2 separate regions of the Homo sapiens genome follow, and region 2 is linked to region 1. The links are chromatin loops, found by intact Hi-C in ENCODE. Cell type or tissue: lower leg skin. All regions are shown on one strand. Each heading gives the region's core, and the rest is flanking DNA. Links, peaks and the distances in the headings are about the cores only. Region 1 overlaps KCNN4 (potassium calcium-activated channel subfamily N member 4). Region 2 overlaps LYPD3 (LY6/PLAUR domain containing 3).

Region 1 (14,704 bases), core at 3,103-11,102:
ATGGCCCAACCAAGGTTGAGAACCTCTGGTCTAGTGTATGTGGCAAAGATCCTTCAGGGCAGGAGGAGAATGAGAAGATCTGGCTTTAGATCTCTCCTCTCTGAGCCTCAGTTTCCTCATCTGAAAAATGCATGTCACGTTCCACCATCTGTAGTCTCCCTGGCAGTTCTTGTTTTTTGATCTGGAGTCTCAATTATCCAGGCTAGCGTGCAGTGGCACAATCTCTGCTCCCTGCAACCTCTGCCTCCCGGCTTCAAGCAATTCTCATGCCTCAGCCTCCCTAGTGGCTGGGATTACGGATGTGCACCACCATGCCTGACTAGTTTTTGTATTTTTAGTAGAGACCACGTTACCGTGTTGCCCAGGCTGGTTTTGAACTCTTGATTTCAAGTGATCCTCCTGCCTAAGCCTCCCAAAGTGCTGGGATTACCATGCCCGCCCTCTGTCATGAGTTTAAACTCCTTCACCTTCCAGGATCTTAGTTTTCACAATTGGGAAATTGGTCAGAATCAGGATTAATGAATGATCCCCCCACCATGTTTCTCAATTGAATGATGGGAGAATGGGGAGGAAGTCAAAGTTCCACATTCCAAGGCAGAAGTCCTGAAACTAGAATGTACTTCGGAATGAGGGGGTGGGGTTTGTGAACAGTACAGATTCCATCTTCGCTCCTAGAAACTCCAACCCGGTGGGTCTGGGGTGTCAGGGGCCCTCATGAATGAAGCTTTCCCTGCTGGTCTTGCGGCAAGGGGCCTGTGGACAAAGTTAGACAAATCTCAATGTTTCAACCCCTTCCATGGCTGGACTTAAATGTCTCCTCTGTGAAGTGAGAGGAAAGGAAGGCCGAGTCCCACCAAGCCTTTTTAGAGTCCTTTTTGGTCCTGATAGGGCCACTTCTGGACCACACAGCATCTTTGTGGAAATTAGAAAAATATACCCCTTCCTCTGGGTGGATGTAGCCACCAGTCAGGGTCTGACTGGGTTTTGGCCCCCTATCGACTCTCCACCCTCAACCACACGCTCTGAATGCTACAGCAGCCCGGGTAGCCTAGCTGAGACCATACCGGCATTGGGATTGGCCAGACCCAGTCTCAAATCCCAGAGTGGCTAAGCAACTTGCCCAGGTCACACAGCAGAGAGGAGGCCATGCAGGCTTTCCAAAGCTCAGAACTTAATGGCTTTTTGTCCAGGTGATTCTTAGGACTATGGGTGTATACTGGGAGGGGAAGGGAGGGAACCAGAGGGAAGGGGATGGGAGGGTATAGAGGGAAGGGGAGTGAATATCATGGAAACCTCTATGGTGGGGTTTTAGAACTAACCTACCCTTCCCCATAGGCAGGCTGTTAATGCCACTGGGCACCTTTCAGACACACTTTGGCTGATCCCCATCACATTCCTGACCATCGGCTATGGTGACGTGGTGCCGGGCACCATGTGGGGCAAGATCGTCTGCCTGTGCACTGGAGTCATGGTGAGTACAGCTGCCTTGGGGACATGATCCCTATCCCAAACTGGTCATCCTCTGGCCCCAGGAAGCCATGATTAAATGGGTTCAACACAGGCTCTCAGGGACAGCTCCTGAGAAACTTGAGTGTCTGGGGCCCCCAGAGCCCCATTCTCTCTTCAAGAACAAGATACTCACCTGTAATCCCAATATTTTGGGAGGCCAAGGTGGGAGGATCACTTGAGCCCAAGAGTTTGAGGGTACAGTGAGCTATGATCATACTGCTGCACTCCAGCCTGGGTGGCAGAGTGAGACCCTGTCTCTTAAAAAATAAAATAAAAAATCAGACCTAGGAATCCAGCCCCTAAGTCCTTGCTCTCTCTAGAACCTAGGGCCCCAGCCCTTATCCTCCTCAGGGACCCAGGCTCCTGACTTCGCAGCCCCATTTTCTTCCAGAACTGGGAAATCGTCTCCCAGCCTCCATCAAGGGTGTAGAGTCCAGTTATCAAGTGCATACCTGTGGGGCCAGGCTACCTGGGTCCGAATCCTGCGGCTGCCACTTCCTGGCTGGGGAGCTCAGGCGAGCCACGTGATCTCTCGGGGCCTCACTTTCCTCATCTATAAAATGGGGATGCTGATGCTCCTCATGGGCTTGCTGAGATGATTAAATGGGTCCAACTACGTAAAGTGCTTCCAACAGTGCCCAGCCCACAGGAGGTGCTCAGTAAACAGGTCTAGGGGTGGCCAGGCATCCAGCCACCCCACACCAGCTCCTGTTGCCCTCAAGGATGAGGCAGAGGCTCTGCAGCCTGAGTCAGCCTCTTCCTGAACCCTGACATCCACCTCCTTCCCTCCATAGACCCAGTCACTCAGGTCCTCCCACCCAGCCCTGGCCCCCTCTAGAGACTAGCACCTAATGCCTTGGCCTTCACCTCCCTACAAGATCGGGTTCCCCTCACCCTCGGGGACCTAAGCCACCAGCACCTAGCCCAGATGTGGGCCTAGGAAGGACATATTCATCCCCCAATCCCTAGGTGCACAGGTGAAGGATGTGGTGACCTCCACTCCCCCAGTGGTGAGTCTTTGGAGCAAGGGAAGAGGGGCAGAGACTCAGTTAGGGACCTGCAGCACCGCTCAGGACCTCCTCCCTCATTTGACAAAAGGAGAAACAGAAACCTAGAGAGATAGGGTGATGTGCACTTGAGCTCACAGCCTGCTCCTGGAAGAAAGGCTCCATGGCATGGTTGGGCCATAAAAGCTTACTTTTCCGGAGCACATACTCTGTGCCAGTCTCTGCCCTACACACTTGCCAGGGGTAATTCATGAAATCCACCTAGTAACCCTGTGAGGCCATTTCACAGATGAGACACTGAAATACTGAGAGATTAAATAACTTGCTCAGAGCTGGGCTTGGAACCCAGGCAGTCCCCTGGAGCCAGCGTTTGTGACTGGAAGTTGTTCTGAGTGATCAAGAGCTGAAACTATAGGGTTGGGGATGCTTCCTAGGAAGATTCCTTCTAACTTGGGGACAGGTGAGCAGATGCCACAAGCAGCTAGGAATTGCCAAGGCCTTGAAGGGCCAGGAGCATTGGGAGAAGGAAGGGAGGAGAATGAGTGTTCGGAGGAAGGTGCTCAGGGAGGGCAGGCAGCATGGAGCCAGGGCTGAGTTGTCCAGGTGGGAGGCATAGACCTTGGAAGGCCTTGGGAGCCAGGCTGAGACGTTCAGGCCAGTGGAAGCCTGGGAGATTAGAGGGGACCAAGGGGGTTAGGGGAGGATGAGTGGGAGGCTGGAGACGGTCCAGGAGAGAGAAGACAGGGCTGGAGCTAGGAAGAAGTTGTGGGAGTGGGAGAAGGATGGTCGCCCTCCACAGTGCAATGGCTGACCACATGAGCACTGAGGACCCAGAGGCCTGCCCCTGGCTCAGAACCCAGCCTTCCTCTCACTCCTCCAATCCTATCCTTCATTCAAGAGGCCACCCTGAGGGTGTGAATGCTATGCATCAAATTTGGGCTCGGACGTATGCGATTTATGATTCTAGCTCCACCGCTCTGAGCTGGGACCTTGGCTCTCCTCTCTGAGCCTCTTTGCTTGTCTGCTAACTGGGGATGGTCGTGCCTACCGTCTGTGGCTGTTGGGCGGGTTCAAGGAGGGAGTCGGTGGCACAGCCTCATGCCACGGTGCCTGCTGTGCCCACAGGGTGTCTGCTGCACAGCCCTGCTGGTGGCCGTGGTGGCCCGGAAGCTGGAGTTTAACAAGGCAGAGAAGCACGTGCACAACTTCATGATGGATATCCAGTATACCAAAGAGGTGAGATGGGCATATGGCACCCATGGGACACCCCTCTTCCAAGAAGCAGGAGTCCAGGCGCCCCTGCTTCCCCTAGGACCCAAGAGTCCCAGCCCTAGCCCTGCCTTCCCAGAACCGTAAGGGTCTATCTCCACGGACACTGTGCCACCCACCCCCAGATGAAGGAGTCCGCTGCCCGAGTGCTACAAGAAGCCTGGATGTTCTACAAACATACTCGCAGGAAGGAGTCTCATGCTGCCCGCAGGCATCAGCGCAAGCTGCTGGCCGCCATCAACGCGTGAGGGCCGCTTTGTATGCACACGTGTCCATGTGCACCCATGTCCAAGTCACCTCTCTGCACGGCTGTGTGTGTGCATGTCCATGCCTGTCCAGGTCAGGACACCCAGGTGTGGTCTCACTCAACATCCAGGTCTCACCTGGATCTGACCGTGCATGACTCTATGTGTCTGTGCTGGTTTGTCTCCGCATATCTCGGTGTGTCTGCGGACCTGGGTACCTGGGTTTCTACTGGGGATGGGGGCTCGTGGGGAGGCAGGGTGCATCCCCTCCCACTCTTTCAGCTCTTCGACAACTTTGTTTCTTTGTTTTGTTTCTTCATGTGCCTCTCCTCCCTTCATTCCTCCCCTGAGCTACAGCTACATTCAGGGACCAGGCTTGTAAAACTGACTCCCCACTTCTTCCCACAGGTTCCGCCAGGTGCGGCTGAAACACCGGAAGCTCCGGGAACAAGTGAACTCCATGGTGGACATCTCCAAGGTACTAGGATCCCGTGGGAGGAGGTCTTGAAGAAGGGGGAGGTTGGGGCCACAGGGAGGGAAATCTGGCCCTAGAACAGGGAACCTTGGCAGGGGCCTGGCACACACAGCCTGTCAGTAAAGGTCTGTGGTTGAATGAAGGAAGGAAGGAATGAATGATGCAACACAGAGCTTCTTACATTCATGAAAGGCACAGATCCCTTACAAACTGAAAAAAAAAAAATTGCACAAAGAACCCCAGTGTTTGGTTTCAAATTATCTTTATTGTTAAGTTACTTACATGTGGACGGATATAAAATTCCTTCCAACTACAGCTCATACAATAAAACCAAAGCAAATTTACAAACCAAGCCCATAGACGGCAAAACCAATACAATTAAAATGAACAACACTGACAAGGACACAGGTGACATTGTTTCCGTAAAACTCAATCTCTGCTGCTCTTGTGGAGGGGTACTCAGGGCAACAGGGACGTCCATGCAAGTTTGCCTGGCCAAGGCGTGACTCAGCTACCCGCCCCCTTCTTCTGCTGAGACCATTTGATTTCGCCAGTGCTTAGGGACAATGATGTCACAACACCCCCTTGGCCTGGCTCACAGCATCTTCTGCTTATCTGGTGGCCTTTGCTTTTTCTCGTTAGCCCACGACAGTTCAAACAGTGGCCCCTGGCAGCAATGCCATGGTAAGCACGGTCACAGATGCAGGCCCCAAAACCGCATGGCAGGTCTCAGTGACGAGGCAGTGGCCCAGATCTGCAGGAATTGGCAGGTGGTAATTTCTGAAGGTTATCAAGCCAAAAACACAGAATTCAAGAATTTCCATAGAAAATCCACAAACCCTCAGGGATCAACTAGTGAATCCTAGCCAGAGAATGCAGTAAAAGACTATGTGGATTTGGAAGTCAGGCATCATCCATGCTAGAAATATCTAATGAGCACCTGCTATGTTCTAGGTCTTATTTCAGGAGCTGCTTTGGGCATGTCATTTAACTGTTCCATGCCTGTTTCCTCAGCTGTAAGACAGGAACAGGATTCCCACTCCCTGTGGCTTTTGGGAGGATTTTAAACCATATAGGGAAACACCTGGGCAGGTAGCTGGGAAGTGGTAGGTGGTCAATACATGGTAACAGTTATTGTCGAGGGTAATCCTCAGAGGACCATAAGGATGTGGTCAATATTGGTTCCATTGCCTTACGCTATGGAGTAGGTGGGGGTCGACCCCAGCCCCGACACCTCTGATCCTCTCCTCCCACCCAGATGCACATGATCCTGTATGACCTGCAGCAGAATCTGAGCAGCTCACACCGGGCCCTGGAGAAACAGATTGACACGCTGGCGGGGAAGCTGGATGCCCTGACTGAGCTGCTTAGCACTGCCCTGGGGCCGAGGCAGCTTCCAGAACCCAGCCAGCAGTCCAAGTAGCTGGTGAGGGGGCTGGGACTTGGGCAGGAAGGCATCCTGGAGGAAGGGTTCCTGTGGCCAGCACCCTATGTGGCTAAGGGGGCGGGGGATGGCTGGGAGACAAGGCCGCCTTTTCTCATCAGCTCTGGCACTGTCTGGAGGAAAGGACTCAGTTCGGGGCTGGACTGGCAGTGAAGGAAGATGGTGTACCCTCTCCCCTTCACTGACCCTTGATGGCCTTCTCCCTCTTTGCTTGGTCTCTCTCTCTCTCTCTGCCTGTCCTGGGCACATTGTCTGGCTGTCCATCCAATGTCTCTGTCTAAATGCCCTCCTGCCCCCTGGCCTCGGGGCCCGGAAACACCTGCCCCCTGTCTCCCACTTCTGCCCACCGGTTTCTGTCTGCACCTCGGTGTGTCCCACTCTCACTCTCCCTCTTCCTGGCCTGCCTCTCCATCAGTCTCTCTGTCTCTCCAGGACCCACGAGGAGGAACCAGGCTACTTTCCCCAGTACTGAGGTGGTGGACATCGTCTCTGCCACTCCTGACCCAGCCCTGAACAAAGCACCTCAAGTGCAAGGACCAAAGGGGGCCCTGGCTTGGAGTGGGTTGGCTTGCTGATGGCTGCTGGAGGGGACGCTGGCTAAAGTGGGTAGGCCTTGGCCCACCTGAGGCCCCAGGTGGGAACATGGTCACCCCCACTCTGCATACCCTCATCAAAAACACTCTCACTATGCTGCTATGGACGACCTCCAGCTCTCAGTTACAAGTGCAGGCGACTGGAGGCAGGACTCCTGGGTCCCTGGGAAAGAGGGTACTAGGGGCCCGGATCCAGGATTCTGGGAGGCTTCAGTTACCGCTGGCCGAGCTGAAGAACTGGGTATGAGGCTGGGGCGGGGCTGGAGGTGGCGCCCCCTGGTGGGACAACAAAGAGGACACCATTTTTCCAGAGCTGCAGAGAGCACCTGGTGGGGAGGAAGAAGTGTAACTCACCAGCCTCTGCTCTTATCTTTGTAATAAATGTTAAAGCCAGAAGTTGCCATTTCTCTCTAAACATATCTACACTCCTAACTGGCAGACCGTCCAGTGGAAGACTGTTGCCTTGTCTGAACCTGTCTCAGAGGCCTTCTCCTGTAAGTGCCCTCCCAACTCTGTAGGCTGGGCAGTCCTCAGCAACAGTCCCCTGCCCAGATCTGAGGCAAAGAGCAACAGCTTTGAACTCAGACAGATCAGGGTCCAAATCCTGGTTCTACCATCCACTGGTGGTGTGATCTTGGGTAAGTGGCTTCACCTCTGAACAGTTTACCTCACCTGTGAAATGGGACTGCCTCCCCATGGAACTGCTGTGAAGATTAAAACATGGAGTAGCCCAGAGGCATTTAGTAGGAACCAAATATGTGAGAGAGAATCTTTTTTTTTTTTTTTTGAGATGGAGTCTTGCTCTGTCACCCAGGCTGGAGTACAGTGGCGCGATTTCGGCTCACTGCAACCTCCGCCTCCAGAGTTCAAGCGATTCTCCTGCCTTAGTCCCCAAGTAGCTGGGATTACAGGCACCTGCCACCACGCCTGGCTAATTTTTGTATTTTTAGTAGAGATGGGGTTTCACTATGTTGCAGATGCTGGTCTTGAACTCCTGGGCTCAAGCAATCTGCCCGCCTCAGCCTCCCAAAGTGCTGGGATTACAAGCGTGAGCCACTGTCCCTGGCCAAGAATCATTTTTATTATTGTTTTTGATTTTCACACACAATGCGTGGCTGCCCTTTTTCTGATTTTTTGTTGCTTTTCTCCCTCTATTCATGCCTTACCAGAATCTAGATGACAACTCACTCATCAAGAGACTAACAGAGGCCCCAAACCTCCCCAAACCACCCACATACCCGTTTCACATCCGCTCAAGAGAGGATGTGAAAGGGAAGGGGGCAAAGGAGGGGGGCTGGCACTTCCAGAGGCCCTACTGTGTGCCCAGCTCTGTTTATAAGTCACCATAACCACTCTCCTGACCCTCGTTACCCCACTGCACAGATGTAGAAACCGAGGTTTCAAGAGGAGCCAGGCCTCCCCTCAGGCCCCCAGCCGGAAGCTAGGAATACGGGCTGGAGAGCCCAGATTCACACCCATCCCGCCCCACTGCAAGGTGAGTCAGAGGCAGAGTGGCCTTGGGCCACAAACCGAGGACTGACTTCCCGCCGCAACTTCATTCCAGCTTGAGAGGCTGATTCATTCTTGCTTCCCTCCTCTTGAGGGGAAGATCAGGCTGCGAGTCATCCTTTTCTGTTGAGCTATCTTTGGATTTCCCTTAAAGTCCACAGCCAGCCTCGCCCCTTCATCCCTGAGAGCTAAATTGGAGCCTCCGCCACCCACTGCCACGAACTGCCCTTCCTCTGGAGGCCAGCCCACCTGGGGAGTAAAGGCGGGGACTCAAGAAAGGAACTGGATGAGACCTCCAGATATTGCTGACACCCTTCCCCTGCAAGAAGCTCTCCTGGCAGTGTTGCCAAAGCCCCTGCCAAACTCATTCTTCTGGGACCTCTCTTTCCTTGCCTCCACTCCCTTTTAGCTGGCAAACACTCCTTCCTACGCCTCCTGTAGGCCTCGGCTAATATGTCCCCTCCTCCAGGAGGCCCTGTCTGATACTCCTATAGCCTCATAAACCTATCCCTATCACGATAATAATATTGGGTCTGGCCAGGCATGGTGGCTCACGCCTGTAATTCCAGCACTTTGGGAGGCCGAGGCAGGCAGATCACCTGAGGCCAGGAGTTCGAGACCAGCCTGGCCAAAATGGTGAAACCCTGTCTATACTGAAAATACAAAAATTAGCCAGGCGTGGTGGTGTGTGCCTGTAATCCCAGCTACTCGGGAGTCTGAGGCAGGAGATCACTTGAACCCAGGAGGCGGAGTTTGCCGTGAGCCGAGATCGTGCCACTGCACTCCAGCCTGGGTGACAGAGCAAGACTCCATCTCAAACAACAACAACAACGACAACGACAACAAATTAGCCAGGTGTGGGGGCACACACCTGTGGTCCCAGCTACTTGGGAGGGTAAGGTGGGAGGAACACTTGAAGAGGCTGGGAAGTCGAGGCTGCAGTGAGCTGTGGTCGTGCCACTGCACTCCAGCCTGGGTGACAAAGTGAGACCCTGTCTCAAGTAGTAGTAGTAGTAGTAATAATAATAATAATAATAATAATAATAATAATAATAATAATAATAATAATGGGTCAAGCACCACGCTAAGCCCTTTTAATAAGTGACCTCACAAAAGGAGGCAAGGTAGGCAATGTTGGTCCCATTTTACAGATGAGGTAACTGCCCGAAGCCATAGCAAAGCAGTTTGGAGCCAGGATGTGACCCAGGCAGCCTGACCCCAGAGCCCCAGCACTTAGCCACCTGGCGCATTCAGACACTCAGGAGACCATCACATTGTATTTTCATTTTTGTTCATGATTGCGTCTTCAACACCAAGGGCCTGACATAGACAGGGCCTCAGTGAATGTCATTAAACGAACCCTCTGAATGCCTGGGATGGCCTGAAGCCACCCCATGTTGGTTTCAGCTGAGCCATCCCATGTTGATTTCAGCTGAGGCAAGGTCAGAACCAGTGAAAAGGGGCTTTTGACTAAGAACCTAGGAGAACATACAAGAGATCCTGTGTTCTGAATTATCTTGGATCTGCCCTGGCCCGCCTGCCCTCATTCTCCACTGTGGGGCTCAAGCCTGGATGCCCCCACTTCTGGCAGGTTTTGCACCCCCCTCACCAAATCAACACTTCCTGAAGGCCCTGAGCCAGGAGCTGGGCTGCAGACATGAATCAGAGGGCTCTGTCCTCCAGGAGCTGAGTCTCATGGTGATTTTGGCTCCTTCCTTCTCCTATTTCTGTTCTGCCTGCACTCTCATGAGGACTGGGTGGGGGAAAGGCGGTCCAGAGAGGGCAGGGGCTTCCCAGGGTCATACAGCCAGTCACGGGCCTTTCCCCTTCATAAATCCCCCAACTGCCCTTGAGGACCTTTCTAACACCCACACACTTCCCATTCCTCCCACTGCCCTCCTGTCAAAGTCTAGCTCTGAGTCCAGCTCTTTTTTTTTTAGAGACAGAGTCTTGCTCTGTCACCCAGGCTGGAGTACAGTGGTACAATCGTAGCTCACTGCAGCCTCGAATTCCTGCACTCAAGTGATCCTCCTGCCTCAGCCTCCCAAGCAGCTGGGACTACAGCTGTGTGCCACCATGCCTGCCCCCTTTTTTTCTTTAACTGACATATATTTTAACATACAATAAAGTACACAAATTTTAAATGTAATCTCAATATATTTCTTCAAATACATTCACCTGAGTAGCCATCACTCAGATCAAGCTAGAAGTGTCTAGCCCCCTAAAGCTCTCATTTCCCTCCCAGCCAACAGCCCCCTTCATCCCAGGAACCACCATCCTGACCTGTCTTGATTCCTTTTGTTCAACTTTGAACTTTGGAAGGAACCCTGCTGCACGCCCTGGTGTGTATCTGTGTCTTGGGCTCTGCAGGGTGGTGGTGAGATTCAGCCATGCTGCTCATCCTTTTCATTACACAGTAGTATTCCATTGTGTCAGTATGCCCACAAGCCTCACCCGGGGGACTCTGCAAGCTCAGTCTCTCCCCGTCTTCTGGCCTCCCCTTCTCCTCCCTGTCCTGGCTGCTCAGGCCACTAGGCTCCTCTTCCTTCCCAAACTGCCTGCTGCTCTCCCCTCCTTCTTGCCCCATCCACTCAGAATAAAAATAAACATCACTAACATTTATTCAGTTCTTTGTTGTAGAGACGGGGGTCTCACTATGTTGCCCAGGCTGGTCTCAAACTCCTGGGCTCAAGAGATCCTCCCACCTTGGCCTCCCAAAGTGCTGGGATTACAGGCAGGAGCCACCATGCCCAGCCCAGCTATTTATTATGGTCCATAAAGGAAGCTGTATCATCATCATCAACACCAGACTGGCAGTCCAAAGGCATGCTTTAAGCTTTTATGTTGTGTGGAATAGCTGCTAACATATACAAACCAGGAGAGTGCTTTTTATAATTTGGAGGGGGTGTCAAATGATAAAACTTTCCTTTCTTTTTCCAGGATGAGCTGGCCCTTCTTCAAGTCAAGTCTAGCCCCCTCACCCTGTCCACACCTCCTCAAAAAACAGCTCCAAAGTCTCCTGGTCTCTTTTCCCTCTATCATTCCCATCTGCACACAAACATGCTATAATTTCTCCCATCTTATAAACATCCCACTGGAACTTTCAGAAGCATTTTAGATTCTCCATTTTCCTTAAAGTTCACTATTCACCAAACTGCAAAATATCTGTCGCTCTGTCACCTAGGCTGGAGTGCAGTGGCGTGATCTCGGCTCACTGCAACCTCTGCCTCTCAGCTTCAAGCAATTCTCGTGCCTCGGCCTCCCGAGTGTAGCTGGGATTACAGGTATGCACCTCCACCACGCCCAGCTAATTTTTTGTATTTTTAGTAGAGATGGGGTTTCATTATGTTGGCCAGGCTGGTCTCGAACTCCTAGCCTCACGTGTTCTGCCTGCCTCTGCCTCCGCCTCCCAAAGTGCTGGGATTACAGATGTGAGCCACCAAGCCCGGCCATAAAGTTGGTTCTAAACTCCTGCTACATAGAATGACATAAAAGACTTTGCCAGACATAAAGAGCTAAAGATGCCAGACACACGGAAGACATGCTGTAAGATTTCATTCGCATGAAGTTCAAAAACAGACACAACGAATCTCTGTGCCTGTTTTTGAAAGGCATTAGATGGGTGGTTGCTTCTGGAGCAGGGGAATTGACAGGGAAAGAGCACAAGGAAGACGTCTGGGTGCTGGAAATGTTCTCTGATTAGCGGTTACATGGATGCATAAATTTGTGAAAATTCATTACCTGGTACACTTAAGATCTGTGCCCTTTATATACTTTACCACACTTAAGTTATATGTCACCCAAAAAGAAAATAAATAAAAATAAAGAAAAATAAGTACTTATACATTTTTCCTGATAGATACTGAGAAGGTTCCATAACACAGTTAGATGGGGGATCAAAAGTCATGTCTTTTCCATGGTGGACCCCACATCTGCCTCCAGCTGCTGCCCCGTGTCTCTGCTCCTTAGTCCATTATCTTCTCTTTGGAACCCTTTGATCCCATGGCGCCAGGTCATCCCCTCTCCTGACACTCCTGGCTCCATCTCAGCCCCTCTCCAGGATCCTGGCTTCTACATGCGGGATGCTCAGGCCTAGTCCCTGCTCTCTTCAACCTCTCAGCCTAGATGATCTCAGCAAATCATAGCTTTAAATATCATCTATAAATAGGCAGCTCCAAAATTTAGCATACTTGTATAGTTATTAACAAAATGACAGGTTATCTGTGATTTTCTTAAAACAAACAAAACTCCAGGGGGTGGCGGGAAGTATGCTTATATGTGGGAGGGAAAAATAGAAGACATAAGACAAGAAAAATGCAGATGTCTGTCAATATTGGGCGATGGGTACGTGGGAGTCTCTTCATACCATAACATCTTTGTGTGTATTTTTAAAACTCTGTAGTGACTGTAATCCCAGCCTTTGGGAGGCTGATGGGGTGGATTGCTTGAACCCAGGGGTTCGAGACCAGCCTAGGCAGCATAGTGAACCCTCATCTCTAAAAAATTAGCCGGGTGTGCTAGAGCATATGTGGTCCCAGCTACTTGGGAGGCTGAGGCAGGAGGATTGCTTGAGCTCGGGAGGTGGAGGTTGCAGGGAGCCAAGATCGTGCCATTGCATTCCAGCCTGGGTGACAGTGCAAGACTTTGTCTCAAAATAAATTAATTAATTAAACTAAATTCTGTGACGCAAAGTCAGAAAGTCTTTATCTACAAACCCCGGCTTTTTCCCCTAACTCCAACCACTTATTTGATGACCAACGTGCATCTCAAAGTTAAGAATTTCAAAGCTTGTTGATTTCCCATCAAAAGTACTTTTCCTCATCCCGGTAAAAAGCCTCAGTCTTAGGCCGGGCGTGGTGGCTCACGCCTGTAATCTCAGCACTTTGGGAGGCTGAGGCGGGTGGATCACGAGGTCAGGAGATCGAGACCATCCTGGCTAACATGGTGAAACCCCGACTCTACTAAAAATACAAAAAAATTAGCCGGGCGTGGTGGTGGGCACCTGTAGTCCCAGCTACTCGGGAGGCTGAGGCAGGAGAATGGCATGAACCCAGGAAGCGGAGCTTGCAGTGAGCCGAGATCACGCCACTGTACTCCAGCCTGGGCGACAGAGCAAGACTCCATCTCAAAAAAAAAAAAAAAAAAAAAAAAAAAAAAGTCTCAGTCTTCAGGCAGTTGGCCAGGACCAAAACCTCTCGAACTTTTTTTTTTTAATTATTATTATACTTTAAGTTTTAGGGTACATGTGCACAATGTGCAGGTTTGTTACATATGTATACATGTGCCATGCTGGTGTGCTGCACCCATTAACTCGTCATTTAGCATTAGGTATATCTCCTAATGCTATCCCTCCCCCCTCCCCGCTAGAACTTTTTTTAATGCTGCAAATAACATGATGTTTTAATATATGTACACATTGTGGAATGGCTAAATCAAGCTAATTAACATATGCATTATTTCACATACTTATTTTTTTGTGGTGTGAGAAAACTTAAAATCTATTATTTTAGTAAGTTTCAAGCATATAACACATTGTTATGAATGAGAGTCACCCTGTTGTACAACAGATCTCTAGGATGACTTTCAAGTCACCCCTGATTCATGCTTCCTCTCACACCCCATGTTTAATTTCTTGGCGCTACCTTCAAAAAAGATCCCAGTTCCTGACCCTTCTCAACTCATCTATTAGCACCACCCTCTTCCAGAACCACTATCCTTTCTTGCCCAGGCAAGGACACCAGCTTTCTCATCTCCTGCTTCCGCCCCTGCAGGCCATTCTCCTCACAGCAACCAGCACTGTTTTCACTGAACATTTTTGCGCATAGCTAATAATTACGTGGTTTAAAAAAACAACAACGCTTTTTAAGTTCCCATAGCCCTGACCCACATCTGTCTATAACCCTCATCCCTATAGGCAATCACTGTTAATTTTTGTTGTTCACTGGAGAAGTCTTTGTAAACATTAATTGGAACAAGCCGGTGCTTGTTTGTAGCCCTGCAATGGCTTTGTTACATTTGGAAGTAAATTCCAAATGCTTACCATGGCCTGTAAGACTTTATGTAAACTGGCCCTGTCTACAGCTCCGTCTCTAAATAATCCTGCCCTTCTTTCCCTCCCTTGCTCTGTTTCAGCCACTCTGGCCACCTTGACCATCCTTGGACAGCCAGGCCCACTCCCACTTTGGGGTCTTTTACTGGCCGTTCTTCAGCATCTTTAGATGGCTCATTTCCTGACCTTCCTTAACTGCATTCAGGCCTCTGATCAAATGTCATCCCCTCAAAGCGGCCTTCCCTGGCCACCTGTCACTCTCTGTGACCTCTATCACTGTCAATTCCTGTAACCTGACTTTTTTTTTTTTTTTTGAGACAGAGTCTCGCTCTGTTGCCCAGGCTGGAGTGCAGTGGTGCGATCTTGGCTCACTGCAAGCTCCGCCTCCCAGGTTCATGTCATTCTCCTGCCTCAGCCTCCGGAGTAGCTGGGACTACAGGCGCCCGCCACCACGCTTGGCTAATTTTTTGTATTTTTAGTAGAGACGGGGTTTCACCATGTTAGCCAGGATGGTCTCGATCTCCTGACCTTATGATCTGCCCGCCTCGGCCTCCCAAAGTGCTGGGATTACAGGCGTGAGCCACTGCGCCCGGCACCTGACTTT
Region 2 (14,704 bases), core at 3,138-11,137, 310 kb after region 1:
CCTGGAAATTTCCCTCTCACCTACTTCTCTGGCCCTGGGTACCCCTCTTCTCATCACTTCCTGTTCCCACCACTGGACTGGGCTGGCCCAGCCCCTGTTTTTCCAACATTCCCCAGTATCCCCAGCTTCTGCTGCGCTGGTTTGCGGCTTTGGGAAATAAAATACCGTTGTATATATTCTGCCAGGGGTGTTCTAGCTTTTTGAGGACAGCTCCTGTATCCTTCTCATCCTTGTCTCTCCGCTTGTCCTCTTGTGATGTTAGGACAGAGTGAGAGAAGTCAGCTGTCACGGGGAAGGTGAGAGAGAGGATGCTAAGCTTCCTACTCACTTTCTCCTAGCCAGCCTGGACTTTGGAGCGTGGGGTGGGTGGGACAATGGCTCCCCACTCTAAGCACTGCCTCCCCTACTCCCCGCATCTTTGGGGAATCGGTTCCCCATATGTCTTCCTTACTAGACTGTGAGCTCCTCGAGGGCAGGGACCGTGCCTTATGTCTGTGTGTGATCAGTTTCTGGCACATAAATGCCTCAATAAAGATTTAATTACTTTGTATAGTGCTTTAAAGGAGTCACTTCCACCTTGTTTCTCGCAATAACCGCTCTAGCTGAGCTAGGGTGGGCATCATAAAGCCTTTAACGGGAGAGATATGGGACCTAGAGCCGCAGTCCTGGGGGAAGTCACGGTTGAACTTTAATCTCCTGGGTCTATCCTGCATGTGGGTGGTCCCACTGGTGAGGGGGAGACCGGGCGAAACCATTAAGCAGCATGGAGGGGCGAATGGGGCTTTTAGCAATGCCAGGGAATAGAGAGCTTTGTCTAATGAGTTTATGTACCCTCCCTAGGCTCCACCCGCCTTGTCATCCAGCCAGCCGTCTGCATTGTTTTAGAGACGGGGTCTCTGTTCACCCAAACTGGACTGCAGTGGCCCAATCATAGCTCACTGCAACCTCTAACTCCTGCCTCAGGCTCCCAAGTAGCTGGGACTACAGGCTTATCCCATCATACTTGGCTAATTTTATTTTTTGTAGAGATGAGGTCTTGCTATGATGCCCAGTCCTCCTGCCTTGGACTCCCAAAGTGTTGGGATTACAGGCAGGAGCCACTGCACCCGGCTTCATCTGGTTTACTAAGAGTCATTAAGCCTGGGTGCAGTGGCTCATGCCTGTAATGCCAGCACTTTGGGAGGCAGAGGCAGCTGGATCACCTGAGGTCTGGAGTCCGAGACCAGCCTGACCAACATGGAGAAACCCTGTCTCTACTAAAAATACAAAATTAGCTGGGCATGGTGGCACATGCCTGTAATCCCAGCTACTCGGGAGGCTGAGGCGGGAGAATCGCTTGAACCCAAGAGGTGGAGGTTGCGGTGAGCCGAGATCACGCCACTGCACTCCAGCGTGGGCAAAGAGTGAAACTCCGTCTCAAAAAAAAAAGTCATTAACTGGGCTTACCTACTGTGTCCCACTTGTCTGTAGGACCCGGGGGTGCTGCTGTTGGTCTTTGCTTGATGTTGGGGACCTGGGGCTTGAGCCCCACCTCCATCTCCTTCCAATCAGATGAAGGCCTGGCCCTAGAGGCACTGGAGGGGAAAAGCCTGGTTTGGGAATGAGAGAGTTCCTGGTAGGCTTTGCGACTGCTTGATGGGAGGAGGATCAGATGTGGGGAATAGTGAGATCATAACAGTATATTGCCAATATTGCTATTGATAGCCAATATTACTATTGATAATGGGGAGTAGTGTGAGGTAACAACAAAACAATAGCAAATAAGGAGAATAGCAACAAAATAGAACATCAATAAGAGTATGAGCTCTTATTCTGAAACACATATATTGCAATACATGTATAGAGGGAAACATCAGTGATGGTAAATGTAGTGTTGGGAGTATTAATGATTTTTCTTTTTTTTTTTTTTTGAAATGGAGTTTTGCTCTTGTTACCCAGGCTGGAGTGCAATGGCACAATCTCAGCTCGCCACAACCTCCCCTCCCAGGTTCAAGCGATTCTCCTGCCTCAGCCTCCCGAGTAGCTGGGATTACAGGCATGTGCCACCATGCTTGGCTAATTTTATATTTTTAGTAGAGATGGGGTTTCTCCATGTTGGTCAGGCTGGTCTCAAACTCCTGACCTCAGGTGATCCACCCACCTTGGCCTCCCAAAGTGCTGGGATTACAGGCGTGAGTCACCATGCCCGGCAGAGATTTTTAAATTTTAATTTAACTTTTATTTGTATTGTAGAGATTGGCGTCTCACTATGTTACCCAGGCTGGTCTCGAACTCCTGGGCTCAGATGATCCTCCTGCCTCTGTCTCTCAAGTGCTGGGATTACAGATGTGAGGCACCGTGCCCAGCTGTGTTAGTGATTAAAGACAGTCTTACTAGATGCCAAGTCTATGCTATCAGTTTACAGCCATCATCTCATTGACTTTTCCACATATTTTCAGATGGGATGATTGGGGAAACTGAGGCTCAGAATGATGAAGTAATTACCCACAGCAAATAATACATTGATTATGTGCCAGGTACTGTATTAAGTGCTGTACTTGGATTAATATATTTAATCTACAAAACCATCCTATGAAGTAAGTGTTAATCACCTGCATTTTACAAGATGGGGAAATCAGGGCTAGAGAGGTTAAGAAACTTGCCCCACGTCACTCAGCTATTAAGCAGTGGAGCTCGGATTTGAACACGGGCAGGTCAGCTTTACAGAGTGTACCAACACTGCCATAATGTTTCCCTCAGCTTGACTAAACTTTAGACAGGCTTCCTCCTGCCTCTAGGCCCTCAGAATCCAGAGGGTCTAACCACAGAGGCCCCTTACCTCCCTTTTCTTAGAGCATTTACTTGAGAAAACTTGTCATTGTAAATTATTTCTTTGTCCATTTGAGATGGATATAAACCTCTTTAAAAGTCTTGGCCGGGCGCGGTGGCTCACGCCCGTAATCCCAGTACTTTGGGAGGCCAAGGCGGGTGGATCACGAGGTCAGGAGTTCAAGACCAGCCTGACCAACATGTTGAAACCCCGTCTCTACTAAAAATACAGAAATTAGCCAGGTGTGGTGGCAAGTGCCTGTAATCCCAGCTACTCAGGAGGCTGAGGCATGAGAATCGCTTCAACCTGGGAGGCGGAGGTTGCAGCGAGCCAAGATCACGCCATTGCACTTCAGCCTGGGGGCGACAAAATGACACTCTGTCACAAAAAAAAAAAGAAAAAAAAAGTATCTTGCCAGTTGATAGCCCAGGAAATGGAGTCTCACTATGTTGCCCAGGCTGATCTTGAACTGGGGTCAAGCTATCTTCCTGCCTTGGCTTCTCAAAATGCTGGGATTACAGGGATGAGTGACCAGGACCCAGGAAACTATCTTTTTGAAATTGTAAACATAAAAGGAAATAGCACTCCTATCTCCCCCCAGGAAGGTGAGAGCCTAACTTTGGTACATGACTCAGCTCTCAGTTGTAAAATACCTCCTGTCATGAAGACAGAAGAAAGTTGCCTTCTCTTCTGGGTAAAGCCGATTAAAAATGCAAATGACCTACAATCGCCATTCACCCCAGCTCAAAATCCCTACCACTCAGCTGGGCGTGGTGGCTCATGCTTGTAATCCCAGCATTTTGGGAGGCTGAGGCAGGCGGATCCCTTGAGTCCAGGAATTTAAGACCATCCTGGGCAACCTCGTCTCTAAGAAAAATACATTAAAAATTAGCCAGGTGTGGTGGCACGTGCCTGTAGTCCCAGCTACTTGGGGATGCTGAGGTGGGAGGATCGCTTGAACCCTGGAGGCCGAGGTTGCAGTGAACCATGATGGTGCCACTGCACTCCAGCCTGGGTGACAAAGCAAGACACTGTCTCAAAAAAAAGAAATCTGGCTTCCAATGCTTTTTTTTGTTGTTGTTTGAGATGGAGTCTCACTCTGTTGCCCAGGCTGGAGTGCAGTGGCGTGATCTTGGCTCACTGCAACTTCTGCCTCCCAGGTTCAAGCAATTCTCCTGCCTCAGCCTCTCGAGTAGCTGGGACTACAGGTGCACACCACCACGCCCGGCTAATTTTTGTATTTTTAGTAGAGATGGGAATTCGCTATGTTGGCCAGGCTGGCAATATATTTACTTAGCGGATCCATCCCCCTGAAAGTAACCAATCTTTTGCAGCTGTCACTGTCCAGCCTTCCCATCTTCTTGGGAGGATGACCTCCTTATCCATCTTGGCCTCTGAAACCCATTATGGGCCCTGAGACTCCCGCTCCCCCACCGCAACCCCTCCAACCTCCTTCCAGACAGTTACTTGCTTGTGTTCAGGAGGAGAAGAGAAAAGAAGAGCTTAATGTGTTTCAAATATAATCAATTGTTTTGCTCATCTAGTTTCTACTTTTAAGCTCCTAGCTCTGCTTTCTGTTAAAAATACCAGATTCTGGCCAGGTGTGGTGGCTCATACCCATAATCGCAACATTTTGTGAGGCCGAGGCGGGTGGATCTCTTGAAGTCAGGAGTTTGAGACCAGTCTGGCCAATATGGCGAAACCCCATCTCTACTAAAAATGCAACAAAATCGGCTGGGCATGGTGGCTCACGCCTGTAATCACAGCACTTTGGGAAGTCGAGGCGGGCGGATCACCTTAGGTGAGGAGTTCGAGACCAGTCTGGCCAATATGGCGAAACCCCATCTCTACTAAAAATGCAACAAAATCGGCTGGGCATGGTGGCTCACGCCTGTAATCCCAGCACTTTGGGAGGTCGAGGCGGGCGGATCACCTTAGGTCAGGAGTTCAAGACCAGTCTGGCCAATATGGTAAAACCCTGTCTCTACTAAAAATACAAAAATTAGCTGGACGTGGTGGCGGACTCCTGTAGTCCCAGCTACTCAGGAGGCTGAGGCAGAAGAATCGTTTGAACCTGGGAGGCGGAGCTTGCAGTGAGCCAAGATTGTGCCATTGCACTCCAACTTGGGTGACAGAGTGAGACTCTGTCTCAAAAAAAAAAAAAAAAAATCAGCCAGGCTTGGTGGTGCGCGCCTACAATCCCAGCTACTTGGGAGGCTGAGGCAGGAGAATCACTTGAACCCGGAAGGCGGAGGCTGCAGTGAGCTGTGATTGTACCACTGCACTCCAGCCTGGGCGACAGAGTGAGACTCTGTCTCTCTCTCTTTCTCTCTCTCTCACACACAGACACACACACACACACACACACACACACACACACACACAGCCAGATTCTGTATAACTTATTAGACTGGACACGGCTTTAAAGTGTTTTTAATGACAGCTCACCAAAACAGAAGTGAGAGAAAGAAGAAAAAGGACGAGGAGAAAGAAAGGGAAGAGAGAGTGAGAGGGTTTAGCCGTACGAAAAGCCACAGAGGGGGAAAGTTACAAAATCTCTTTCCTGTATTTTTTCCAAGGTTTGATGTCTGAGGTCCATGTGTGAGAAATTGATTTCAGCCTCTTTTTCAGGGCTTGCTGGGGACAAGGCAGGTGTGACAAGGGGCAGGGTGGATCTGCCTGAACTGGCCTTGCTGGTTTCTCTTCTTCCTGGGTTTGTGTGTTTTTAACGAAGGGCTTGTTTAATTTTAATTACATAAGCAAGACATGACTATCTTCTTGCTGTCAAACATTAAAAAAATACAGAGACAGCAAGAGAGAGAGAGAGAGAGAGTGCTCAAAAAGCCCTTTTGAGAAATGGTTGGTCAATCAGTTGCAGGGGAGGGAAATTGGGGTGCAATTTGGAAACGTCTTTCTAAATGACAAATGCAGATCGCTTCTGACTTGGCAGGTTTTTCTCTCAGGAATTTATCTCACATGTAGACATGGACGCCTGAGGCTGATGTCAGGTCTGCTCCAGGATGTTAATTGCAGTAGTGTTTGGAATAACAAAACATTAGGAATAACCTAAATGTTTATCAGGAGGGAACTGGTTATGCTTATGATGGTGTGCTCACACAGTTTGATGCTTTATGGGCATTATAAAAATAAAATGAGCTAGGTGCAGTGGTTCACGCTTGTAATCCCAGCACTTTGGGAGGCCGAGGCGGGTGGATCACCTGAGGTCAGGAGTTCAAGACCATCCTGGCCAACATGGCGAAACCCCCTCTCTACTAAAAATACAAAAAGTAGCTGGGCGTGGTGGTGGGTGCCTGTAATCCCAGCTACTTGGGAGGCAAGGCAGGAGAATTGCTTGAACCCAGGAGGTGGAGGTTGCAGTGAGCCAAGATCACGCCACTGCACTCTAGCCTAGGTGACAGAGTGAGACTCTGTCTCAAAAATAAATTAATTAAATAAAATAAATAAAACCAGGCACATCTATTTGTATTAATGTGGAAAGATCTTGAAAATAATGTTAAGTAAAATGAAAGATAAGATACAGAACAGTGTACCACTATTGTGTAAAAAAAAAAATCTGTGTGTAAATGCTTGTATATGCCTAGAACATGTCAAGAAATACCCACAAGGCAATAAATACCATTGCCTCTGGAAAGGGAATTGGGTGGCCATGGGATGGGGGTGGGAGGAAACTTTTCCATCCTTCCCCTCTGTGTGATGTTGGATGAGTCACATGTCTCCTCTGAGCCTCAGTTTCCCCATTTGGAAAGGGAGGGTCATAAAATGAGAGACTAGAGTTCTCCTTCCAGAGCCTGGCACACTGGAGATGCTTGTTGAAGAGAGGCTCTCCTGGCCGGGCACGGTGGCTCACACCTGTAATTCTAGCACTTTGGGAGGCCGAGGTGGGAGGATAGCTTGAGCCCAGGAGTTCTAGACCAGTCTGGACAACATGGTGAAACCTCGTCTCTAAAAAAAGTACAAAAGTTAGCCAGGCGTGTGGTGGCACGCGCCTGTAATCCCAGCTACTCAGGAGGCTGGGGTGGGAGGATCGCTTGATCCCCGGGAGGTTGAGGCTGCAGTGAGCTCTGATCATGACATTGCACTCCAGCCTGGGTGACAGAGCAAGACCTTGTCTCAGAAACAAAACAAAACAAAAAACCCCACAAAAACCAAACCAAACCAAACAAACAAAAAACAAGAACAAAGAGAGGCCCTCCTCCTACATCCATTCTCCTGGTCTGGGACTTCACAGGGAACTCACCCCAACTTTCTGCTTTTCCAGTGATGAAGAATCCAGTAGCAGTGACAGCCACTAGTCTATAGCCCATAGTGCAAGGGGATTTTTCCAACTCCCTGGCAATCTGGGGCAAGAAAGAGGAAAATCTTTTCCCACATCTCTTCACTTCCACCCACACCGTCGTTCTTGGGACCAACTGTGGGTTTTCCCTTCAGTATTCTCAAGAATCACTAGCATTCTCTCTTTACTGAGACCTCTGGGGGGAGTAGGATTGGACCACCAAGGGCTCACACTCACCCAGCCCAAGGAATGACCATGTAGGAACCCATCTCTGCTCTCCTTGCAAGGAGCCCGATGGCTGGGGTTCAAATCCCTGCTCCTGCTCTAGCTCGTGACTTTGGACAAGCCCCATCATCTTTCTGTGCCTCAGTTTTCTCATCTATAAAATGGCAATGGCTGGGTGTGGTGGCTCACACCTGTAATCCCAGCACTTTGGGAGGCTGAGGCAGTTGGATCACTTGAGGTCAGGAGTTCGAGACCAGCCTGCCCAACATGGTGAAACCCGGTCTCTACTAAAATACAAAAATTAGCCAGGCGCGGTGGTGTGCACCTGTAATCCCAGCTACTTGGAAGGCTGAGGCAGGAGAATTGCTTGAACCTGGGAGGCAGAGATTGCAATGAGTCAAGATTGCACCATTGCACTCCAGCCTGGGTGACAAGAGCGAGACTCCGTCTCAAAAATAACTAAATTAAAAAATGTGGTTGCTAGAAAAAAAATTTTTTTTTGAGACATGTTCTCGTTCTGTCACCCAGGCTGGAGTACACTGGTACGATCACAGCTCACTGCAGCCTCCACCTCCTGGGCTCAAGCAATCCTCCCACCCCAGCCTCCTGAGTAGCTGGGACTACAGGCATGTTCCACCATACCTGGCTAATTTTTGTATTTTTTTTTGTAGAGATGGGGTTTTGCCATGTTACCCAGGCTGGTCTCGAGCTTCCGAGCTCAAAAGATTCTCCCACCTCGGCCTTTCAAAGTGCTGGGATTACAATCATGCACCACCGTGCCTGGCCAGAAAATTTATTTTTAAAATTTATTTATTTTTCTTTTGAGATGGGTTCTTGCTTTGTCACCCAGGCTGGAGTGCAGTGGTGCGATCACGGCTCATGGTAACCTTGAACTCCTGGGCTCAAGAGATCCTCCTGTCTCAGGCTTCTGAGTAGATGGGACTACAGGTGTGCACACCGTGCCCAGGTAATTTTTAAAAGTTTTTTTTGAAGAGATGGAATCTCACTATGTTGCTCAGGCTGGTCTTGAACTCCTGGCCTCAAGCACTTCTCCCTCCTTGGCCTCTGAAAGTTCTGGGATTCCAGACGTAAGCCACTGCACCCAGCCAACCTTTGTTGTTTTGAGTCACTGAATTCTGGAGCTGTTTGTCACTGCAGCATAACTTAGCCAATCCTGACCGATACATTCCCTCATCTCCTTCCCTTGTTTTGCAATTGGAATCATTTACAAACTGGTGAAGTCCTCCTACTGACTATAACCCTGTTGTGACTCCCCAGCACTCGCAGGGTAAGATTCCAATGCCCTACCATGGCTTACAAGCCCACACAGGAACTGGTGACTGCTGCATGCTTGCCTTTAACCCCTCCCTACCCTCTGCTTCCTTTCACATTCCAATGACACTGAACTTTTCAGTTCAGAAAAGTTCAGTTCAGAAAAGTTTGAGCATCAAACTCTTCTGCTCACTCCCAGACCTTTGCAGTTGCTGTTCCTTCTGCCTGGAATGCTTTTCCATTGTCCTTCCGTCTCTACCTGGTGACACCTACTCTTTCTTTAAGACTTAGCTTGGATGTCCTCTCCATCAGGTATCTTTCCTGACCACCAGTCTGGGTCACATGCCTCATTTGGGGCTTCCCCCATTATTGTTTTGATCACTTGGGATTGTTGCTATCTGGATGTATTGGTCTGGTCTCACATTGCTATAAAGATTCTACCTGAGGCTGGGTAATTGATAAAGAAAAGAGGTTTTTATTTTTTTAATTTATTATTTTTTTTGAGACACAGTCTTGCTCTGTTGCCCAGGCTGGAGTGCAGTGGCACAATCTCGGCTCATTGAAACCTCCGCCTCCCGGATTCAAGTGATTCTCCTGCCTCAGCCTCCTGAGTAGCTGGGATTACAGGCGTGTGCCACCATGCCCAGCTAATTTCTGTATTTTTTAGTAGAGACAGGGTTTCACCATGTTGGTCAGGCTGATCTTGAACTCCTGACCTCATGATCTGCCTGGCTCGGCCTCCCAAAATGCTGGGATTACAGACATGAGCCATCATGCCTGGCCTTTATTTATTATTATTTTTTTTAATATAAGGTCTTACTCTGTTGTCCAGGCTAGAGTGCAGTAGAGAGAAGTTGGCTCAGTGTAACCTCCACCTCCCGGGTTCAAGCAATTCTCCTGCCTCAGCCTCCCAAGTAGCTGAGGTTACAGGTGTCCGCCACCATACCTGGCTAATTTTTGCATTTTCAGGAGAGATGGGGTTTCACCATGTTGGCCAGGATGGTCTTGAACTCCTGACCTCAGATGATCTGCCTGCTTTGGCCTCCCAAAGTGCTGGGAGTACAGGTTTGAGCCACTGCGCCTGGACTGAAAAGAGGTTTAATTGACTCACAATTCTGCATGGCTGAGGAGGACTCAGGAAACTTACAATTATGGCAGAAGGTCAATGGGAAGTAAGGCATGTCTTACATGGCGGCAGCAGAGAAAGAGAGAGAGAGACAGAGAGAGAGAGAGAGAGAGCAAAGGAAATTGCCACTTTTTTTTTTTTTTTTTTTTTTTTTTGAGACAGAGTCTCGCTCTGTCGCCCAGGCTGGAGTGCAGTGGCGGGATCTCGGCTCACTGCAAGCTCCGCCTCCCGGATTCACGCCATTCTCCTGCCTCAGCCTCCCAAGTAGCTGGGACTACAGGCGCCCGCCACTACGCCCGGCTAATTTTTTGTATTTTTAGTAGAGACGGGGTTTCACCGTTTTAGCCGGGATGGTCTCGATCTCCTGACCTCGTGATCCGCCCGCCTCGGCCTCCCAAAGTGCTGGGATTACAGGCGTGAGCCACCGCGCCCGGCCGGAAATTGCCACTTTTAAACCAACAGATCTCGTGAAACCTCCCTCATCAGCACAAAAACAGCATGTGAGAAACCGTCCCCATGATCCAATCACCTCCCACCAGGTCATTCCCTCACACATGGGGATTACAATTTGAGATGAGATTTGGGTGGGGACATGGAGCCAAACCATAACACTGGAAGATGTGTCTGTCTCTGCCCCTGGACTTTGAGTCTCCTGAGGGAAGGGCTGGGGCTATGTTGTCAGTGCCACACACACATCTCAGGGCTGGGCACAGAGGAGGGTTTCAATTATAGTTTGTCGAATGAATAGTGCATGACTTCAGATGTTAGGCAGATCTGTTCATCACAGGATTTCTGAGAAGCAAGGGTGCTGTCTCTTTCTCTTCTCTGCACTTTTTTCCTGACAGGCTTTCTGGAGAACTGAGACTTGAGAGCTGGCACAGTTTGTTCCTGGAGGCCAGCTCTATGCTGCAGGGAAGCGGTTGTGGTTTCTGTGGAAAGTCCCAGAGCAATTCATTTCTTCTTGGTTCCTCCAACCAATCAATCCAATCCAAATTCCTTTGCTGACTCAACACTTTCCCAAATTTTTATTTTTACTTTTGCACAGATGTTTAAAATGAATTATTTAAAACATAGAGAAGTTAAAATAATCTTACAGTGAACACTCATATATACCCATCACCTAGATTCTATTTGTATGATTATTATTATTATTTTTGAGACAGAGTCTCACTTTGTCACCCAGGCTGGAGTGCAGTGGTGTGATCTGGGCTCACTGCAACCTTCACCTCCCAGGTTCAAGCGATTCTCCTGCCTCAGCCTCCTGAGTAGCTGGGATTACAGGTGCCCACCACCACGCCTGGCTAATTTTTGTATTTTTAGTAGAGATGGGGTTTCACCATGTTGGGCAGGCTGGTCTTGAACTCCTGGCCTCAAGTGATTCATCCGCCTTGGCCTCCCAAAATGCTGGGATTACAGGGGTGAGCCACCGTGCCCAGCTCTATTTTTATTTTATCTTTGGACACAGGGTCTCACTCCCATAGCCCAGCCTGGAGTGTAGTGGTGCAATCTTGGCTCACTTCAGCCTCGACTTCTGTGGCTCAGGTGATCCTCCCACCTCAGCCTCCTGAGTAGTTGGGACTAGGGGCATGTGCCACCACGCCTGGCTAATTTTTTTTTTGTAGAGATAGATAGGATTTCGCCCTGTTGCCCAGGCTGGTCTCGAACTCCTGTACTCAAGCCATCTGCCTGCCTTGGCCTCCCAAAGTGCTGGGATTACAGGCATGAGCCACCGTGCCTGGCCCCATCACCTAGATTCTAAATTAATTAACATCTTACTCAACTTGCTTTATCAAGTATTTACCCACCTTTCCATCCATCTATCCATCACTCCTTCTTGCCTTTTCAATGCATTTCAAAGTAAGTTGAAAAGCATATTTATTTAGTTTCTCCTCTTCAGGTAAAATTTACATATGCTGAAATGCACAAAACTTAAGCACATTGTTAGAGGAATTCTGACAAATGTGCAGGCCCGTGCCGCCAAAATCCTTATCTTGAATCAGAACATCACCATCACTCCAGAAGGTTGTCTCCCATCCCTTCCCAGTCAGTCCCTGGGTTTCAGAGAGGAATGTAGTGGGTGGGGTGGGAAGAGGAGGCAGAGGTTAGGCCTAAACCTTGAAGGGCCTCATAGGCCACAATAAGAAATACAATAACAATACAAATAGAACACTATGCTGGATGTTTTTCTTTTTTCTTTTCTTCCCTTTTTTTTTTGAGACAGGGTCTCACTCTGTTGCCCAGGCTGTAGTGCAGTGGTACAATCATAGCTCACTGCAGCCTCAAACTCCTAGGCTCAAGCCATCCTCCCTCCTCAGCCTTGGAAATAACTGGAATTACAGGTGCATGCCACCATGCCAGGCTAATTAAAAAAAAATTTTTTTTTTGTAGAGATGAGTCTCATTATGTTGTCCAGGCTGGTCTCGAACTCTTGGCCTCAAGTGATCTTCACACCTCAGCTTCCCAAAGTGCTGGAATTACAGGTGTGAGCTGCTGTGCCCGGACTATGCTGGATATTTTTTGTTTGCCTCTTCAGGTCCACTCTCCACCTCTCCCCGCCATACTCCTGGGAGTCTGACCATACCTTGGGATCAGCATGAACCACAATGAGCTTTCTGAACCTCTAGCTTTCTGCATCGGTTTGCCCAATGGGGAGACACTGGCAAGAAACTGGAGGGTGGGTATTTATTTCCCCAACTCCCTTCTTGATGTACGGTTGCCTTGGGCTGCCTGTATCTTTCTACCCACTGCCTCCACCCTTGTAAATAGACTCCTTTTTTTTTTTTTTTTTTTTTTTTTTTTTAGACAACAGTCTCTCTCTATCACCCAGGCTGGAGTGCTGTCAGTGGCGCCATCTCGGCTCACTGCAACCTCCGCCTCCTGGGTTCAAGTAATTCTCCTACTTCAGCCTCCTGAGTAGCTGGGATTACAGGCGGGCGTCACCACGCCTGGCTAATTATTGTATTGTTAGTAGAGATGGGGTTTCACAATGTCGGCCAAGCTAGTCTCAAACTCTTCACTCAGATGATCCGCCAGCTTTGGCCTCCCAAAATGCTGGGATTACAGGCGTGAGCCAGTGTGCTCAGCCCGATACTTACTTTTAATTACATGTAGATTAAGGCGCGGTTTATGCAGAAATTTCTAGGGAAGGGGTAATGACTTTTGGCTTGTGGGGTTATTGGCATGGAAAGGGGCAGTAACTCCCAGGTGTTGCCATGGCAACGGTAAACTGACGTGGCATACTGGTGGGCGTGTATTATGGGAAACTGCTTAGCTAGTCCTCAATTTGGTCCCATACCCAAGTCCCACCTCTGGAGGTGAGTCCAGCCTCCCACCTCAAAAACAGTGGCATTGGCCAGGCGCGGTGGCTCACGCCTGTAATCCCAGCACTTTGGGAGGCCAAGGCAGGCAGATCTCTTGAAGTCAGGAGTTTGAGACCAGCCTGGCCAACATGGTGAAAACCCATCTCTACTAAAAATACAAAAAAAATTAGTCAGGCCTGGTGGCGGGCCTGACTAATCCCAGCTACTCAAGAGGCTGAGGCAGGAGAATCGCTTGAACCCAGGAGGCGGAGGTTGCAGTGAGCCGAGACCATGCCGCTGCACTCCTGCCTGGGCAACAGAGTGATACTCTGTCTCGAACTCCCCCCACAACAAAAAAACAAAACAAAAAAGCCCCCCAAGCCCCAGAAAAACAAACAAAAAACAGTGGCATCTTGGTGGGGCGCGGTGGCTCATGCCTGTAATCCCAGCACTATGCGAGGCTGAGATGGGAGGATCACTTGAGCCCATGAGTCTGCCCAGCTTGGGCAATATAGCGAGACCCCATCTCTGCTAAAATACAAAAATTAGCTGAGTGGTACGCACCTGTGGTCTCAGCTACTAGGGAGTTTGAGTGCTCACCTAGCAAGCTAAAGTGCAGTAAGATAATCCAGAATGCAAGTACCACTCTAGTGACAACCATCATCACTAGTGTCATCAAGGGCACTTCATATAAAAGTGCCAGTGTGCATCAGGGATAAGAGTGAGACAACATCCACTGGTTCACGGTGAACCGATGAAACAAGAACAACAATTAGGAATTTATTAGGATCAACAGGACTATCCTAAATATCAGCAGTAAATTAGCACATCACAAGAAACTCATGAACATGGGTTAACAAAATGAACCACTGATAAGCCAACTTTTCTGTGTCAAAAGGTGGGAGGTTCACTTGAGCCCAGGATGACGAGGCTGCAGAGAGCCGAGATTGCGCCACCGCACTCCAGCCTGGGTGACAGAGCAAGACCCTGCCTCAAAACAAACAAACAAAACAAGAACAGTGGCACCTTAACTGTTAATTATACGAGAAACTGGGAGCTCCTGTAGGGTTTTCACCCTGCAAGTCAGATTGGTGTTTTCCATGCGCCCTCTGGCGGCTTGGAGCAGCAATGTCAGCTAAGCATCAGCATCCAGCCCCTGGCTGGACTCTCGGAAAGTACTACTGCTATTTGGCGAATGCACTTGCACCAACATTCACCTAAATCTGCAGCAGACACAGGGACAAAGCTCTGTCTGGGTTTCCAGGACATCTTCTCAGAGGTCGTGATGGATAAGACCAGGAGCGGGATCTTAAATAACAAGGAGCACGTGCAGAGGCCTGAGCGAACATGCCTTGTGTCCGGAACTGGGTGCAGCAACCTGGGAGAGAGCAGGGAGATGAGGCTGGGGAATTAGGTCAGGCCCATTTGGGAAAGAACCTTGGCATTGGGACTTTGTGCTGTAAACCAGTTTGGAGATTGTGAACCATCAAGCTTCAAAGACAAAATTGGAGGGTCAAGCATTAAGGATGTCAACTTTTTATTTTGTTAGTAGGGTCTTAAAAAAACAACTATTCTTATTCATTCTAAAAGCTTTTAATGAACACCTACTGTGTGTTAGGGAATGTTCTGGGCAGGATCTGAGTCTGCATTGCTCACTATTGTATACCCTCAGAGTCTAG

Evidence for each region. Peaks named below come from ENCODE experiments on the same cell type or tissue, not always from the same donor. Only the 100,000 strongest peaks of a DNase experiment are listed, where the experiment ranks them.
Region 2: it touches region 1 in a loop (4-fold over the local background); 6 of 110 quality-filtered maps call a loop at or near these places.

Annotation. Positions count from the first base shown.
Region 1 is chr19:43,758,767-43,773,470 of GRCh38, reverse strand. KCNN4 (potassium calcium-activated channel subfamily N member 4) reads left to right here. Exons shown (of 9, transcript NM_002250.3): 4 at 1,336-1,471; 5 at 3,642-3,752; 6 at 3,911-4,029; 7 at 4,439-4,508; 8 at 5,764-5,931; 9 at 6,382-6,938. The coding sequence ends at 5,928. Among named protein-coding and RNA genes, the nearest start is that of SMG9, 11 kb to the right of the region's middle. RefSeq lists silencers at 7,052-7,215, 8,779-9,004 and enhancers at 7,602-7,691, 8,122-8,351, 8,372-8,431. In lower leg skin, for the core only: no CTCF peak of the experiment used is centred there; DNase peaks (open chromatin) are centred at 5,079, 5,980, 6,790 and 8,051.
Region 2 is chr19:43,446,638-43,461,341 of GRCh38, reverse strand. It overlaps LYPD3 (LY6/PLAUR domain containing 3), which reads left to right. Exons shown (of 5, transcript NM_014400.3): 5 at 1-555. Among named protein-coding and RNA genes, the nearest start is that of LYPD3, 12 kb to the left of the region's middle. In lower leg skin, for the core only: no CTCF peak of the experiment used is centred there; no DNase peak of the experiment used is centred there.